2 separate regions of the Homo sapiens genome follow, and region 1 is linked to region 2. The links are chromatin loops, found by intact Hi-C in ENCODE. Cell type or tissue: Caco-2. All regions are shown on one strand.

Region 1 (8,000 bases), 400 kb after region 2:
GGGTTCAAGCGATTCTCCTGCCTCAGCCTCCCGAGTAGCTGGGATTACAGAAATATGCCACTATGCCCGGCTAATTTTTAGTATTTTTAGTAGAGATGGGGTTTCTCCATGTTGGTCAGGCTGGTCTTTAACTCCTGACCTCAGGTGATCCACCTACCTTGGCCTCCCAAAGTGCTGGGATTACAGGCGTGAGCCACAGCGCCTGGCATCAATAATATTTTATGAATTATTATTATTATTATTTTGAGACAGAGTTTTGCTCTTGTCCCCCAGGCTGGAGTGCAGTGACACGATCTCGGCTCACTGCAACCCTGCCTCCTGGCTTCCACTGATTCTCCTGCCTCAGCCTCCCAAGTGGCTGGTATTACAGGCACACATCACCATGCGCAGCTAATTTTTGTATTATTAGTAGAGACAGGGTTTCACCATGTTGGCCAGGCTGGTCTTGAACTCCTGACCTCAAGTGATCTGCCGGCCTCAGCCTCCCAAAGTACTGGGATTACAGGTGTGAGCCACCACGCCCAGCCTATAAGTTATTTTTTACCATTAGCTTTTATTTGTGGCAAATGATACTAGCTTTGTATGGTTGGAATTAAACACTTCCATTTTAAAGAATTTCAAGTGTCCCATAAATAATACAATAAAGTAGTATGTCTGCGGATTGGCAAAATTTGCAAAGGTGGTATGTAAATGACTCAAGTGTGAGAAGCTTGACCAGGGGTTGGTAAACTTTTTCTGTGAAGGGCGAGAGTGAATATTTTAGGCTTTGTACACCATGTGGTTTCTGTTGCTACTACTTAACTCTGCTGTTGCAGTGCAGAAGCAGTCTTAGATGATATGTAAATGGATGGACATAGATGATATATAAATGGATGGATGTGGCTGTCTGCCAATAAAACAGGCAGCACTAGCTTGCCAGCTCTTGCTCTAGACAAATCTGTTATTTTATTATTTTTTAAAAGGCAATATTGGAGAATACCTTGCCCTGTTCTTTAGTCTTTAGGGAGATGTCTTCTTTGTAGAGACTTTTGGTCTCTTACTGGAGTAAAGTCTCTTTGTGTTTTCCCTCCGTTCTGGAATGTGTCTGATGAGCCTTTTGCTGTTTTGCCAAGATGGCCAAAATGTCCTTCGGCTTTCCTTTTTTTGTGACATAATTACATCTGTTCTTCCTAAATTCCTCCCAGACGCGTTTTTCTTTTCCTTTTTTTTTTCGTTGAGACGGAGTCTCGCTCTTTCTCCCAGGCTGGAGTGCAACGGCGCGATCTCAGCTCACTGCAAGCTCCGCCTCCCGGGCTCATGCCATTCTCCTTCCTCAGCCTCCCTAGTAGCTGGGACTACAGGTGCCCGCCACCACGCCTGGCTAATTTTTTGTGTTTTTTAGTAGAGACAGGGTTTTACTGTGTTAGCCAGTATGGTCTTGATCTCCTGACCTCGTGATCTGCCCGCCTCAGCCTCCCAAAGTGCTGGGATTACAGGCATGAGCCGCCGCACCCGGCCCCAAACGCCCTGTTTTTCTATGTGTCCAAGTTTCTGCCATCTCCAGATTCTCTGGGCCTCTGATAGCATGTCGCCTTTCACGTGGTTTTCCTGTCCCACCTTAGAAGGAAGAAAGTCTCTGGGGCTAAAAATATAGGTCTCCACCTAGAAATGACTAAATAGAGTAACTAAATCAGCAGTTACAGGTTGGCTCTTGTTGATGGGCTTTATTTGTTCCAGGAATATACTTTCATCTCCAGAATGATTTAATAAAACTTGAATTGCTAACCATTAAAAATCAACATGTTGGCTAGGCACGGTGGCTCAAGCCTGTAATCCTAGCACTTTGGGAGGCCGAGGTGGGTGGATCACCTAAGGTCAGGAGTTCAATACCAGCTTGACCAACATGGTGAAACCCTGTCTCTACTAAAAATACAAAAAATTAGTCGGACATGGTGGTGTGCACCTGAGTCCCAGCTACTTGGTGGGCTGAGACAAGAGAATCACTTGAACCCAGGAGACAGAGGTTGCAGTGAGCTGAGATCGTGCCATTGCACTCCAGCCTGGCTGACAGAGCGAGACTCCATCTCAGCATGTTTATGTTAAAATTTGGAATTCTAAAGTTTGGAATTCCAGCTTCTGGAAAACTCTGGCAATCTGGCCCCCTTGAGCCTCCACTTTTATGCCCTGGGTAGGGCTGAGCCTTGGGTGCCACTGGGTGCAGGGCGGGGCTCCATGCATGTTTCAAAATCATCGTACTCTGTGTATATGTGGCGTCTCTCTCTCTCCTTTGTCCCCAGCTACTGCTCCTCAGCAGGAAGCGGATGCTGAGGTGAACACAGAAACACTAAATAAGTCCTCCCAGGGGAGCTCCTCGAGCACACAATCAGCACCTTCAGAAACGGCCAGCGCCTCCAAAGAGAAGGAGACGTCAGCTGAGAAAAGCAAGGAGAGTGGCTCGGTGAGGATCCCCCCATGCCTTTGGCTAGTGACATCTACCCTTTGTGCCAAGTGGACTTAGGACCCCCTGTCTGCCGCCCTGAAAGTTCCGTGTTGTGGGAGGCTTGTCCTAACAGTGTGCCGGCATTTCCAGTGGATGTGTGGGAACATGGAGCCTGGGCCGGCGTGTGTGGGACCTGGCAGCTGCTCCCCAGTACTCTCTGCTGGGGACCCTCAAAGTGTAGAATAGTGTTGCCCAGGAGAACTTTCTGCGATGATGGAAATGTTCTGTACTTCCCGTCCAGAATGGTAGCTGCTAGCTACATGCAGCTTTTGAGCACTTGAAATGCAGCTAGTGTGACCGAGGACCTGATTTTACAGTTTTATTTAATTTTAATTAATTGAGATTTCAGTAGCCACATGTGGCTAGTGGCTGCCCTATTGGGCCACGAAGGTTTCACCTCCTTGTTTGTTTGCCAGGGTGTGATGTATGTGACATTGATGGTATGCAAAGACTATTTTCATGAGTATATAGTTTTTTACATTTTTAGTCACTGTATATCTATTTCATTGCATATTAGGAAAAAGATAAATCGTTAGACTGTCAGTTAAAACATGTTGGTTTAACTGATAGTATTACCTAGTCAGAGGCTAGCATGAATTAAAAGCGGACTGACAGAATTTTGAAGTAATGTACTTTCTCCTTGGATATGGCAAAAATCTGGAGGGGGTTCTGTTAGTGAGTGGAGTTTAGGAAACAGTGAATGTTCTAGGGTACAGTGAGGGGCCACTCTGGTGCTGCGTTCCAGTCTGTTCAGTGTGGGAGATGGTACCTGGGGTTTGGCCACCTGGCCGCCCTGTGCCCATCACTCCCACCTGACCGTGCCAGGCAGAGGACACTGAGATGCTTTGGGGGCAGCGATGAGCACCCCCATGACTCCCTGGATTTCCCTGTGGGGGCGACAGTAGCCTCAGTGCCTTGAGTCCATCTTTTTCTTTTTGTATTTCTAGACCCTTGACCTTTCTGGCTCCAGAGAGACGCCCTCCTCCATTCTCTTAGGCTCCAACCAAGGCTCTGGTATGTTGCCCCCTGGTGGGCGAACGGTGCTTTCACATTTCAGATGGGCAGATGGGGAGCCATTTTGTCAGGGAGAATTTGAAGGGTTTATTCCAATGGTTTCCAAACGATTATGGATCCTTAGGGGTGCCTGGGGTGGGTCAGTGGGGGTGAGGGGGTAGCTGAGCATGTTAACTTTCAGGTACCTCTTCAAGCTGATCGGTATTACCTATTGTATTTACTGGGGATCCACATAAAACTCCATTTGGACAGAGGGTTCTGTTGCTGACCTGGGGTAGGGTAGAAGAAGTGCATTTGGATTGGGAAGTTTTTTTTTTCTCTCTCTCTCAGGGAAATGAGAACGGTAAATGACACTGTGTAAGATTTTATTCTGAGGTTCTGACACCTGCATATGGTGGATGAAGGCGCTCAAGCCTTTGAGAATTGAAGGCAGTGCTTAAGTGGATGATCTTTCTGTTAAATCCTTTCCTTTTGGAGAATAACCTGGCAGGCAGGTTTGGGGAAATTTCTGAGACTTGACATCTAGGTTTTTTCTTCTGTGGGGTTTGAGCTGTCTTCCTTCCTTAGCCCAAAGAATCTTTTTCCTGCACTTTCTTAAAGCAGTTTTGGGTCATTCCAGAAGGGTTCAGAGAAGGTGTCTTCCTGGTGGAAGACAGTTTTACTTCATTCAAGGTTTTTGCCTGGCACCACAGCTCCAGGACCTTTCTGCCTGATGATGATTTTTTTTTTTTTTTGAGACAGTCTTGCCCTGTCGCCCAGGCTGGAGTGCAGTAGTGTGATCTCAGCTCACTGCAACCTCCGCCTCCCAGGCTCAAGTGATTCTCCTGCCTCAGCCTCCCAAGTAGCTGGGACTACAGGGACGCACCACCATGCCTGGCTAATTTTTTAAAAAAATTTTGGTAGGCCGGGCGCAGTGGCTCATGCCTGTAATCCCAGCACTTTGGGAGGCTGAGGTGGGCGGATCACAAGGTCAGGAGTTTGAGACCAGCCTGACCAACATGGTGAAACCCTGTCTCTACTAAAAGTACAAAAATTAGCTGGGCGTGGTGACATGCGCCTGTAATCCCAGCTACTTGGGAGGCTGAGGCAGGAGAATCGCTTGAACCCAGGAGGTGGAGGTTGCAGTGAGTCGAGATCGTGCCACTGCGCTCCAGCCTGGAAGACAGAGCGAGACTCTCTCTCAAAAAAAAAAAAAAAAAAAATTGTAGAAACGGGGTTTTGCCATGTTGGCCAGGTTGGTCTTGATCTCTTGACCTCAAGTGATCCTCCCGCCTCTGCCTCCGGAAGTGCTGGGATTACAGGCGTGAGCCACTGACGATTCTCTTGAGCTGAAAAGCAAACATTTCATTTCACTTCTGCATATTGAGTGCATGGAGGAAGAAGTGATGTCCATTGTTAGGGGCTGGGAACGGTTTCCCTAAGGGGCTAGGCCTTGAAAGTTGGATGGGATTTGGGGGCACAGTCAGAGGGAGTAATATGAGCTTGCTTTAGGAGGGAGGATATGAACTTGGCATTAAATATGACTGAACCACCTATTGAAAAAGCAACTCCCTCTTCACTTCCCCTTGTAACAGGCTCAGTTTAGTGCTAAGATGTCTTTAGCATCTCTCATATTTCCTGATTCTCTTTTTAACAAAGACTGAGCAGACTCTAGATTTTAGCCGCATGCTCCCCACCCTAGAACTTTTAATTTAAGGTTTTCATTACATTCATTTTTGGAGTTGCCCTTGATTTAACAGCAGATTTTATTGGTTTTGTGTTTTTTGTTGGTTAACAATAAAAGTTTAGTTATTTACCTAAGTTACATAAGTTTAAAATAAAAACATGAACTAAGCAATATGTAAGAGGACTATGGATGTGTCGAAATGGCACAAGTGGTGTGAGGAAGGTCCAAGTTAGGGAAACACCGTTTCAGACAGAGGGGTGCTGTTAGGGTTTTGGAGCCTCAAAGTGGCTTGATTGAAATGGCATCTGAGAAGATGAATGATGCCGTGGTAGGATGAATCTGGCAGGAGTCTGTTGGCATCAGGAGGGTGGCATACAGGAAGGTAGTTGGGAGAGGCATCGTATTCCATTCTGAGCTGGAGGAGTATTACCTAGACCAGGGTCAAGAAACTTTTTCCATAGAGGGCCATTTAGTAAGTATTTTAGGTTTTGCAGGCCGCATGGTTCCTGTCATAGCTGCTCACCCTGCCGTTGTAGTGTGAAAGTAGACATAGATAATATGTAAACAAACGTGTGCCTTGTGCCAATGAAACTTGAATTGCAAAAACAGGCATTGAGCTGGCCATAGTTTGCTGACTCCTGACCTGAGGCACACTGGCCCAGGGAGTGGAAGGGAGAGGAGGCAAGAAGCCCCAGTAAATGGTGGGGGGAAGAGGGGGGCGAGCAGGGGGAGGAAGGGGCAGTTTTTCTGAATAAGGCAGATAAATGCCTATCTTCGTGGAGTTTCAAAGGAAGTCAGAAGAGCAGCTATTGGTGATACTGAAGAGCATGAACACCTTATCATGTTTTTCCCCAATGTCTGTAAGAGCATAGTTAGTATTTCCATTATACAGATGAGCAAGTTGAGGTCCAGAGACATTAACTCAGATGCCCAGGTAACTCAATGAGTAATTATGAGAGCCAAGACTTCAGTTCAGATCTCTCCAGACTCATGCTTTGAAAGGTGGGTGGGTGGGATTTGGGGGCACAGTCAGAGGGAGTAACGTGAGCTCACTTTAGGAAGGATACGAACTTGGCATTAAATATGACGGAAGCACCTACTGAGAAAGCAACTCCCTCTTCACTTCCCCTTCGAACAGGCTTAGTTTGATACTGAGATGTCTTTAGCATCTCTCATATTTCTTGATTCTCTTTTTAACAAGGACTGAGCTTTGCAACCATATGCAACCAATTGAGCTTTGCAATCCAGACTCATGCTTGCAACCATATGTCAGGTATACTTAGGTGGACACCTATAAAATTGTTGTAACTCAAAAATGGCTGAGTAATGGCACTTGTGCGTGGCTCTGCTAATAAGGCACTGATCTCTAGGAAACGTCAGCGTGCAGATGTGGCCTTTTTTTCCTCACCCAATTCTACTAACTGTCTTGTTTCTATACCTCCCTCCTTCCTACCTCCTTACCCAGCTTAATTTCCATGGAGTACTGTTGCTAATACAACCCAGTCTCCCAGGCCCTTCCTGTTTTCCTAGCATGTCCATTTGGCAAAACCTCACCTTGGATGAACCCCAGCTTTCCGCTTTTGATTTACCTGCACCTGAGCCTCAGTGCTTAACTGGAGAATGTTACACAAGAACACAAACTCCTCTCATCACACACGCAAATCTGGGTCACTAACCTCAGAAGCAGATATTCTCTTCTGCCGGATCGTCTTCCCAATATGTTTTTCTTTTATTAATACTTTTTGTCCCCAGAGACCTGTGTTCTTTTTTTATTCTACTTTTTTGAGACAGAGTCTTTGCTCTGTCGCCCAGGCTGGAGTGCAGTGGCATGATCTCGGCTCACTGCAACCTCTGCCTCCTGGGTTCAAGTGATTCTCCTGCCTCAGCCTCCCGAGTAGCTGGGATTATAGGTGTGCACCACCACACCCAGCTAATTTTGTATTTTTAGTAGAGATGGGGTTTCACCATGTTGGCCAGGCTGGTCTTGAACCCCTGACCTCAGGTGATTTCACGTGCCTTGGCCTCCCAAAGTGCTGGGATTACAAGCTTGAGCCACTACGCCCAGCCCGGCCCTTTTTTTTTTTTTTTTTTTTTTTGAGACAGAGTCTTCGCTCTGTTGTCCAGACTGGAGTGCAGTTGCGTGATCTTGGCTCACTACAACCTTTGCCTCCTCAATTCAGGTGATTCTCCTGCCTCAGCCTCCTGAGTAGCTGGGATTACAGGTGTGCATCACCATGCCCAACTAATTTTTTGTATTTTTAATAGAGACAAGGTTTCACTGTGTTGGCCAGGCTGGTCTTGAACTCCTGACCTCAAGTGATTCACCCACCTTGGCTTCCCAAAGTGCTGGATTACAGGCATGAGCCACCGTGCCTGGCCAGAGGCCTGTGTTGTGACCCAAGTTTTTTGTTTTTATCAGGATTCCATCGTCCATGATGGCTATTTCTCAAGTTCTCTGCTCTGTTTTGGACCTCCCTGCATCTCTCCCTGCGTCACCATCCCTGGGCGCTCAGGGCTGCTCCTCTGCCCTCTGCAGGGCCTCCGTGGTGTGCTCTGTCCTTCCCTCCTGCCGTTCAAAGGCATCTGCATCCTTTGTTGTAGCCAGATTTCTCACTCTGTATTGCTTTTCTTCCTAGGCACTTAAATATCCTCATCTATCTCCAAGTGCCTTCCTTGACACCTTGCATCTCCAATAGAACGTTCTGTGACAATGGCCATGTTCTTATATTTGCACTGTCCACTATGGTAGCCACTAGCCACGTGTCGCTGCTGAAGCCTTGAACTGTGGCTAGTGCGACTGAGGAATGGAATTTAACATTGTATCTTATTGTAGTGGTTACC
Region 2 (8,000 bases):
GGCAATTGTCTGTTAACCGTCTCTAAAGAGCATAAGCTGGAGGCCCAGCGCGGTGGCTCACACCTGTAATCCCAGCACTCTGGGAGGCTGAGGCGGGTGGATCACCTGAGGTCAGGAGTTTGAGACCAGCCTGGCCAACATGGCAAAACCCCATCTCTACTAAAAATACAAAACTTAGCTGGGCGTGGTGGCAGGTGCCTGTAATCCTAGCTACTCGGGAGGCTGAGGCAGGAGAATCTCTTGAACCCAAGAGGTGGAGGTTGTGGTGAGCTGAGATCACACCACTGCACTCCAGCCCGAGAGACAAAGCGAGACACCATCTCAAAATAAATAAATACATAAATAACAAAAAGCACAGCTGGTCAACACATTTGTCTATTCCCATACTTGCTAGCCTCCATCAGTTGTAGTCTCTACCCAAACAAAGGAGCAAAAAGGCAAATATAGCAACAAGTTCCTTCTAAAACAGGGGTCCCCAACCCCCAGACCACAGACAAGTATCAGTCTGTGGCCTGTTAGGAATGGGGCTGCACAGCAGGAGGTCAGCAGTGGGCAAGTGAGCAAAGTTTCATCTGTATTAACAACAGCCCCTCCCCATCACTCACATTACCACCTGAGTTCTACATCCTGTCAGCTCAGAAGTAGCATTAGATTCTCACAGGTGTGCAAATCTTAATGTGAACTCCACATGCGAGGAATCTAGGTTGTGTGCTCCTTATGATTCTCTAATGCCTAATGATCTGTCACAGTTTCTCCCATTACCCCCAGATGGATCCATCTAGCTGCAGGAAAACAAGCTCAGGGCTCCTACTGATTTCTATATTATGGTGAGTTGTATAATTATTTCATTATATGTTACAATGTAACCATAATAGAAATAAAATGCACCACAAACGTAATGTGCTTGAATCATCCTGAAACCATCCCCTCTACCAGGTCCATGGAAAAACTGGCTTCCACAAAACCAGTCCCTGGTGCCAAAAAGGTTGGGAACCACCACTGTTCAAAAAGACATGAGTGTTTTTATTACCTTGCTCTTTTATTTGACGTATCTGTCTTACTGTTTCCTTTAAAATCGCACATTTATCTGGTTTGACATTGAAATTGTCAATATCACTAAGATTGGCAGATATCAGCTCAGCCAATTCTTCAATATATTTACTTTCCTGCTCCCGTCTCCGTTTTTCACCACTGCAGGTAAGACTAAGGGAAAAGGCGTAGAAAGGGGGGAAAGGAGACATAATATATATATCACAAAAGAGCTGTTAGCAGAATCAGCCCCTATACAACACTATTACATGATTACTTTTTTTTTTTTTTCCTCGAGACAGAGTTTTCGCTCTTGTTGCCCAGGCTGGAGTACAACGGTGCGACTTTGGCTCAATGCAACCTCCACCTCCAGGATTCAGGCAATTCTCCTGACTCAGCCTCCCCAGTAGCTGGGATTACAGGCATGCGCCACCACGCCTGGCTTATTTTTGCATTTTTAGTTGAGACGATGTTTCACCATGTTGGTCAGGCTGGTCTTGAACTCCTGACCTCAGGTAATCCACCCACCCTGGCCTCCCAGAGTGCTGGGATTACAGGCATGAGCCACCACACCCGGCCTATTATTTTCATATGTAAACAAACTAAACTCAGCCAATATAAACTATCAAAAATGCTGTCTTGGAGAAGTAGTACAACATAATAGAGATTCATGTAAACCTAAATTCAGTTCCATCTTTGTTAGCTAGGTGGCCTTGGGCAGAGTTAGCCTCAGTTACTTCATCTAGAAAATACGAATAAATCATCTTTACTTCTTAGAGATAATAAAACAACTAACAAATAAGAACAAAAACAGTGGTAGCTACTTATTAATGATGAAGTTTTATTCATTGTAGATTGATATTTTTCAACTAGCACATTAAACTTCAATTGACACTGACTTTGGCAAATACTTTAAAAGCTATAGAGTAGTGTTATATAGATTACATTATTTTGTTTCTAATTTTTAAGCTTCTCATTTCACTTGGTAAAAAAAAGGATGCAACCTCACAAATGACAAAATATCAACTTATAACCCATTCTTAAAAGATAGCAAAGATTCTTACTTATAACTGTCAGGCCTCTGAGACCAAGCCTGCACATATACATCCAGATGGTCTGAAGCAACTGAAGATCCACAAAAGAAGTGAAAATAGCCTTAACTGATGACATTCCACCATTGTGATGTTTCTGCCCCACCCTAACTTGATCAATGTACTTTGTAATCTCCCCCACCCTTAAGAAGGTTCTTTGTAATTCTCCCTACCCTTGAGAATGTACTTTGTGAGATCTAACCCCGCCCGCAAAACATTGCTCCTAACTCACTGCCTATCCCAAAACCTATAAGAACTAATGATAATCCCACCACCCTTTGCTGACTCTCTTTTTGGACTCAGCCTGCCTGTACCCAGGTGAAATAAACAGCCTTGTTGCTCACACAAAGTCTGGTGGTCTCTTCACACGGACGCACGTGACATAACCTTGGTCATCTATTCGTAACTCCTACCCCTCCTTCCATTCAGAAATTCTTATAGTACCGCGAATTGTTAATATTCTACCTTCTATATGAATCAGCAATAAAAAAAAAACTTCTATTACATCAAAAAGATGTCCATCTCATCAGTAACACTCTACTTACCACGAAGTGAAACCACCAAAAAATCTAACCAGAGAATGTAAATGGCAAGAAGTTAAAATGTTATCCTTAAACAAAGGCACAACAAGTGTGGTAAAGCACCAGGAAATAAGTCACCTACCCTTGTCCTGGAGTATCACATGGCAATTTGCGTTTTCGTGAATCACTGGCCAGTGGATCCAAGTTTTCTCCTAATCCACTCATCTTGAATATACATCAGCAACTAAGAGAGAATAATGAGAAATAAGATAAGTACATTAAAAAATATACATGACTCTATGAAGGTGTTATATGACTGAATGACTGCAACTTTTAATTCAGAACTACTTTCTCTAAACAGATAATTCTCAATATTCTTTTTCATAAATGACTATACTGAAGACAACCTCAGATTTCATATTCTAATATGAATTATGCAGAACGTATGTACTCCAAGACAGAAATGTTCCTCAAGTCCTACTAAAAATGTGTATCTTGCAGGGTGCGGTAGCTCATGCCTGTAGTCCCAGCACTTTGGGAGGTCGAGGCAGGTGGATCACCTGAGGTCAGGAGTTTGAGACCAGCCTGACCAACATGGTGAAATCCCGTCTGGCCAACATGGTGAAACCCCGTCTCTACTAAAAATAAAAAATTAGCCAGCCATGGTGGCAGGTGCCTGTAATCCTAGTTATTTGGGAGGCTGAGGCAGGAGAATCACTTGAACCGAGGGGTAGACGTTGCAGTGAGCCGAGATGGCACCACTGCACTCCAGCCTGGGTGACAAGAGCTAGACTCCGTCTCAAAAAAAAAAAAAAAAATTTGACTGATGGAAAAATAGTATGCTTTGGTTAAAATTTCATTGATGAAGAAGATAAATGTAGAGTACTTCTTGTTGAGAAAGATGATTTAAGACATCTACTAAGCCCTCATTTGCTAAGAATTTTATCTGTACTAAACTCTTGTTTAAAACAAGACGATCACTGTTGTAAAGAATTACATGTCAACCAAAGAAGTTCAACGATTCTAAACTAATTTTTATATATTAAAATGCATCTTGCATTCCAACTAAACTCTGAGACGTATGCTGGAGGACATAAATTTCCACTAGGTGGCAGAATGCTACCAGGAAGGAAGACAGATTTATAAAAATGAAAAAATTCACTCAAGATGCTGATCAAACTTCAAATGTGTAGCTTTAAAAAAAAAATCAAAAGCAAAAAAACAAAAAAAATAAAAATTTAAAAAATCACATGATCATAATATAAATCAGAAAATCTAGATTGCAACATTGTCTTTACAGATGCACTAAATATGTATTAAATTACCAAGAAAATTCATTCTATAACTTTGGTTGTAAAATGGAAAGGCTAAAAAGCTGAGATGATTTAAGTATTTGTTTTTTCCCCATGACAAGTTTAAATGAAGGACAGAAAAAGACTTAAAATAACCTTTATTAGTAGTGGCTCACTATTATTAGTAGTGGCACAGTCAGATCACACAATCTCAGGGGTATTGTATTTTCAAACGTGTCAATGTCACAAAAGACAAAGAAAGTCTGTAAACAGTCCAGATTTTAAAGGAAGCTATAAGAAAATGACAACTAAATGCAATATTTGATCCTAGACTGAATCCTGTGCTAGAGGGTAAGAAAATGCTATAAAGAATATTATTGGATCAACTGACAAAATTAGAATATGGACAATAGACATAAAAGTATGTTGTCAATATTAATACACTTAAGTTGATAAATGAACGACGGTTATTTAAGAGACCAATATTCTTAGTATAATATTTGGGGTAACAGGCTATTACATATGCAAATTATCCTCAGATGGTTAAGAAAAATTGCATATATAATGAGTGAGTGAATAAACCTGGGAATGGGGACAGGCAGAGCAAGGATGAGGAAGGGAGTTGACACTAGGTGAATCCTGACCCGGGGGGGAGATAAACGTAAAAACTCTTTGTACTATTTTCTTGCAACCTTGCTTTAAGTTTAAAATTATCCTCAAATAAAAGAGTTTTAAACTTAAAGGTATGTTCGGTTTTGATTTTCCAATTTTCATATTTAAAAAGAGTAGCTCAAGTAATCCCAGTGCTTTGGGAGGCTCAGGCAGTTTGAGTTTGAGGCACTTGAGTTTGAGACCAATCTGTGCAACACAGTAACACCCTGTCTCTACAAAATTTTTTTAAAAATAAGCCAGGCATCATGGTGCACACCTATAGCATTAACTACTTAGGAATAAAACAGGAAGACTGCTTGTTTGAGGAGTTTGAGGCTGCAGTGAGTTATGATCACGCCAATGCACTCCAGACTGGGTGACCGAGTGAGACTCTGTCTCTTAAAAACAATAATAATAATAAATTGAATAATTAAAGAGCCAGGTGCAGTGGCTCACGCCTGTAATCCCACCACTTTGGGAGGCCGAGGCGGGTGAATCACAAGGTCAGGAGATCGAGACCAGCCTGGCCAATATGGTGAAACCCTGTCTCTACTAAAAATACAAAAATTAGCTGGGCGTGGTGGCAGGCGCCTGTAGTCCCAGCTACTTGGGAGGCTGAGGCAGGAGAATCGCATGAACCCGGAAGGCGGAGGTTGCAGTGAGCTGAGATCCCGCCACTGCACTCCAGGCCTGGGTAACAGAGTGTGACTCCATCTCAAAAAATAAAAATAAAAAGAATAGTGATTCCATTCCTTAAGTACAAAAATAGAATAATTCTTGTTATGTCTCTATAATTGGTTTTATATTTGTTTCATTCAAAGGTGATTTTTAAATTGAATGGCAAACTATCCATTGAGTAATAACTTTTTTTTTTTTTTTTTTTTAAAGACAGGGTCTTACTGTGTCACCCAGGCTGAAGTGCAGTGGCACAATCTCAGCTCACTGTAACCTCGGCTTCCCAGGCTCAAGCAATCCTCCTGCCTCAGTATCCCAAGTAGCTGGGACAACAGGTGAGCACCACCACACCCAGCTAATTTTTGTATTTTTTGGAGAGACAGGGTCTCACTATGTTGCCCAGGCTGGTCTTGAACTCCTGGGTTCAAGTTATCCGCCTGCCTCAGCCTCCCAAAGTGCTGGGATTACAGGCATGACCCACCACACCCAGCCTACATTTCTTTATTTTAAATATGTAATTTATTCCACATTCTAGATATTATTTCCTTACTTTGGCTTTTGTTTATAAGCTGAATCCCTGAAACAAATGGAGAAACTATTCCATGGATAACAGCACTTCTTTAATTTGAAAGATAAAATTTTGCCTATATTCTCAATATTATTTCCTTTGTTATTAAATATAAGTTGAATACTCAGTAAGGAGTAAGGGGCCTACCATGTAATAGGTGGTCAATATATGTCTTGAATAAATATTGAATAAATATAAAAGCAACATTCAACCTACTAAATCATAGTTTAGAAATTTCCTTTATTCTGATCTATAACAATCATTCAATGCAATCCTACTGCATTAAACTTTTTAAATGTTTACTTCTACAGTTGATATAGTGTTACAATAAATTCTGACAGCATAAATTAAATCAATAGAAAAACTAAGTCATGACAATCTCTTAATATGCAAAAAAATTAATAAGCACAAATATCAGTTTAAACCAGAAATGCAGATCATTTGTGTTAAGCCAATGTTTATGTGCATATAATGAAACCTAAATATGTCGAGCTATGTCCATAGACACATGCAGCTTTTTCTCTTGATCTCACAAAACAAGCTACACTGTACACATAAGCCTGTGCAATCTTCCTGCTACCAAACTTACTCCTTCAGAGTCCAACCTAATTATCCAAAAAGGTACTAAGGGAAGGCCGGGTGTGGTGCCTCATGCATGTAATCCCAGCACTTTGGGAGGCCAAGATGGGCGAATCACCTGAGGTCGGGAGTTCGAGACCAGCCTGACCAACATGGAGAAACTCCATCTCTACTAAAAATACAAAATTAGCCAAACGTGGTGGTGCATGTCTGTAATTCCAGCTACTCAGGAGGCTGAGACAGGAGAATTGCTTGAACCTGGGAGATGGAGGTTGCAGTAAGCCAAGATTGGGCCATTGGCACTCCAGCCTAGGCAGCAAGAGTGAATTCTGTCTATAAAAAAAAAAAAAAAAAAAAAACTAAGGGAAAATAATAACTTAAAATCATGAAAAAGGTGTTTACCCGAACATAAAGGTATAATTGTTTAAGATATAAAATATTTCTATCTTATTTTTTGTTTTGTTTTGCTTTTGAGACAAGAGTCTCACTCTGTCACCCAGGCTGGAGTGCAGTGGCATGATCTCAGTTCACTGCAACCTCCGCCTCCCGGGTTCAAATGATTCTCGTCTCAGCCTCCCGAGTAGCTGAGATTATAGGTGTGTGCCACCACGCCTGGCTAATTTTTGTATTTTCAATAGAGACAGGGTTTCACCATGATGGCCAGGCTGGTCTCGAACTCCTGACCTCAACTGATCTGCCCACGTCAGCCTCCCAAAGCGCTGCAATCACAGGCATGAGCCACCATGTCCAGTCTCTATCTTGGGTTTTTTAGGAACAGGTTGGACAGATTTGTAGTTCTTAATTAGACATGGACAAAACTTAGGTACATTTACTGTACAACTGTATAAGATACCACAATGTCTAAGAGTAAATGACAAATTGTTTTATAACAAAAAGCAAAGTAGAGCAAACATCTCCTGAATTTCATTAAACTAAAGAAAATGTTCAACATGAGAAATAAAAAAGCATTTCTGGTCCCCAAAATAATAATTTCAATATATACAATAATTCCTGAGCACAAATGACTATGACTAACCCTTCAGGTACAGTTTTCTATTTGGTATTAATCTTAGCTATAAACAAAAAATCAAAAATGGCATTTGTTTTAGTTGCCACGCCTGTTATCTCCTTCTCACTGGGAGGATATGCTATTTTGGTAGATTAAGATATAAAAGGTAAATGCCTAGCACAGACACAATAGATCTAGATCACTTTCAGTCAACAGTCAAGAATGAAGATGAGAGAGGGGAATAAGGCAGGTACCAAGACCATGAAGTTCTTAACCGGTAAGAAACATGGAACAGTAACTACCTGAGACTAGCTTACATTTTTACATCTTAAATTACAACCCATCTAGTTTGGAGAATATATGTAGTTGATAAAAGCCATCTTCAAAGGGCAAATAATATAGCACAACAGTCTCACACTAAGTTTGATTGTAAGAACAGTCTAGGCCAGGCGCGGTGGCTCACGCCTGTAATCCCAGCACTTTGGGAGGCCGAGGCGGGTGGATCACCTGAGGTCAGGAGTTCAAGACCAGCCTGGCCAACATGGTGAAACCCTATCTCTACTAAAAATACAAAAATTAGCTGGG

What was found. Peaks named below come from ENCODE experiments on the same cell type or tissue, not always from the same donor. Only the 100,000 strongest peaks of a DNase experiment are listed, where the experiment ranks them.
Region 1: it touches region 2 in a loop (19-fold over the local background); 2 of 110 quality-filtered maps call a loop at or near these places.

The regions. Positions count from the first base shown.
Region 1 is chr20:47,215,751-47,223,750 of GRCh38, reverse strand. It overlaps ZMYND8 (zinc finger MYND-type containing 8), which reads left to right. Exons shown (of 23, transcript NM_001281775.3): 20 at 2,277-2,437; 21 at 3,427-3,493. Among named protein-coding and RNA genes, the nearest start is that of MIR3616, 53 kb to the right of the region's middle. In Caco-2, a CTCF peak has its summit at 3,490 (motif pointing left); a DNase peak (open chromatin) is centred at 3,500.
Region 2 is chr20:47,617,114-47,625,113 of GRCh38, reverse strand. NCOA3 (nuclear receptor coactivator 3) reads right to left here. Exons shown (of 23, transcript NM_181659.3): 3 at 2,784-2,885; 4 at 1,031-1,203. The coding sequence starts at 2,866. Among named protein-coding and RNA genes, the nearest start is that of NCOA3, 120 kb to the right of the region's middle. In Caco-2, CTCF peaks have their summits at 1,504, 3,515 and 3,739 (motif pointing right); no DNase peak of the experiment used is centred here.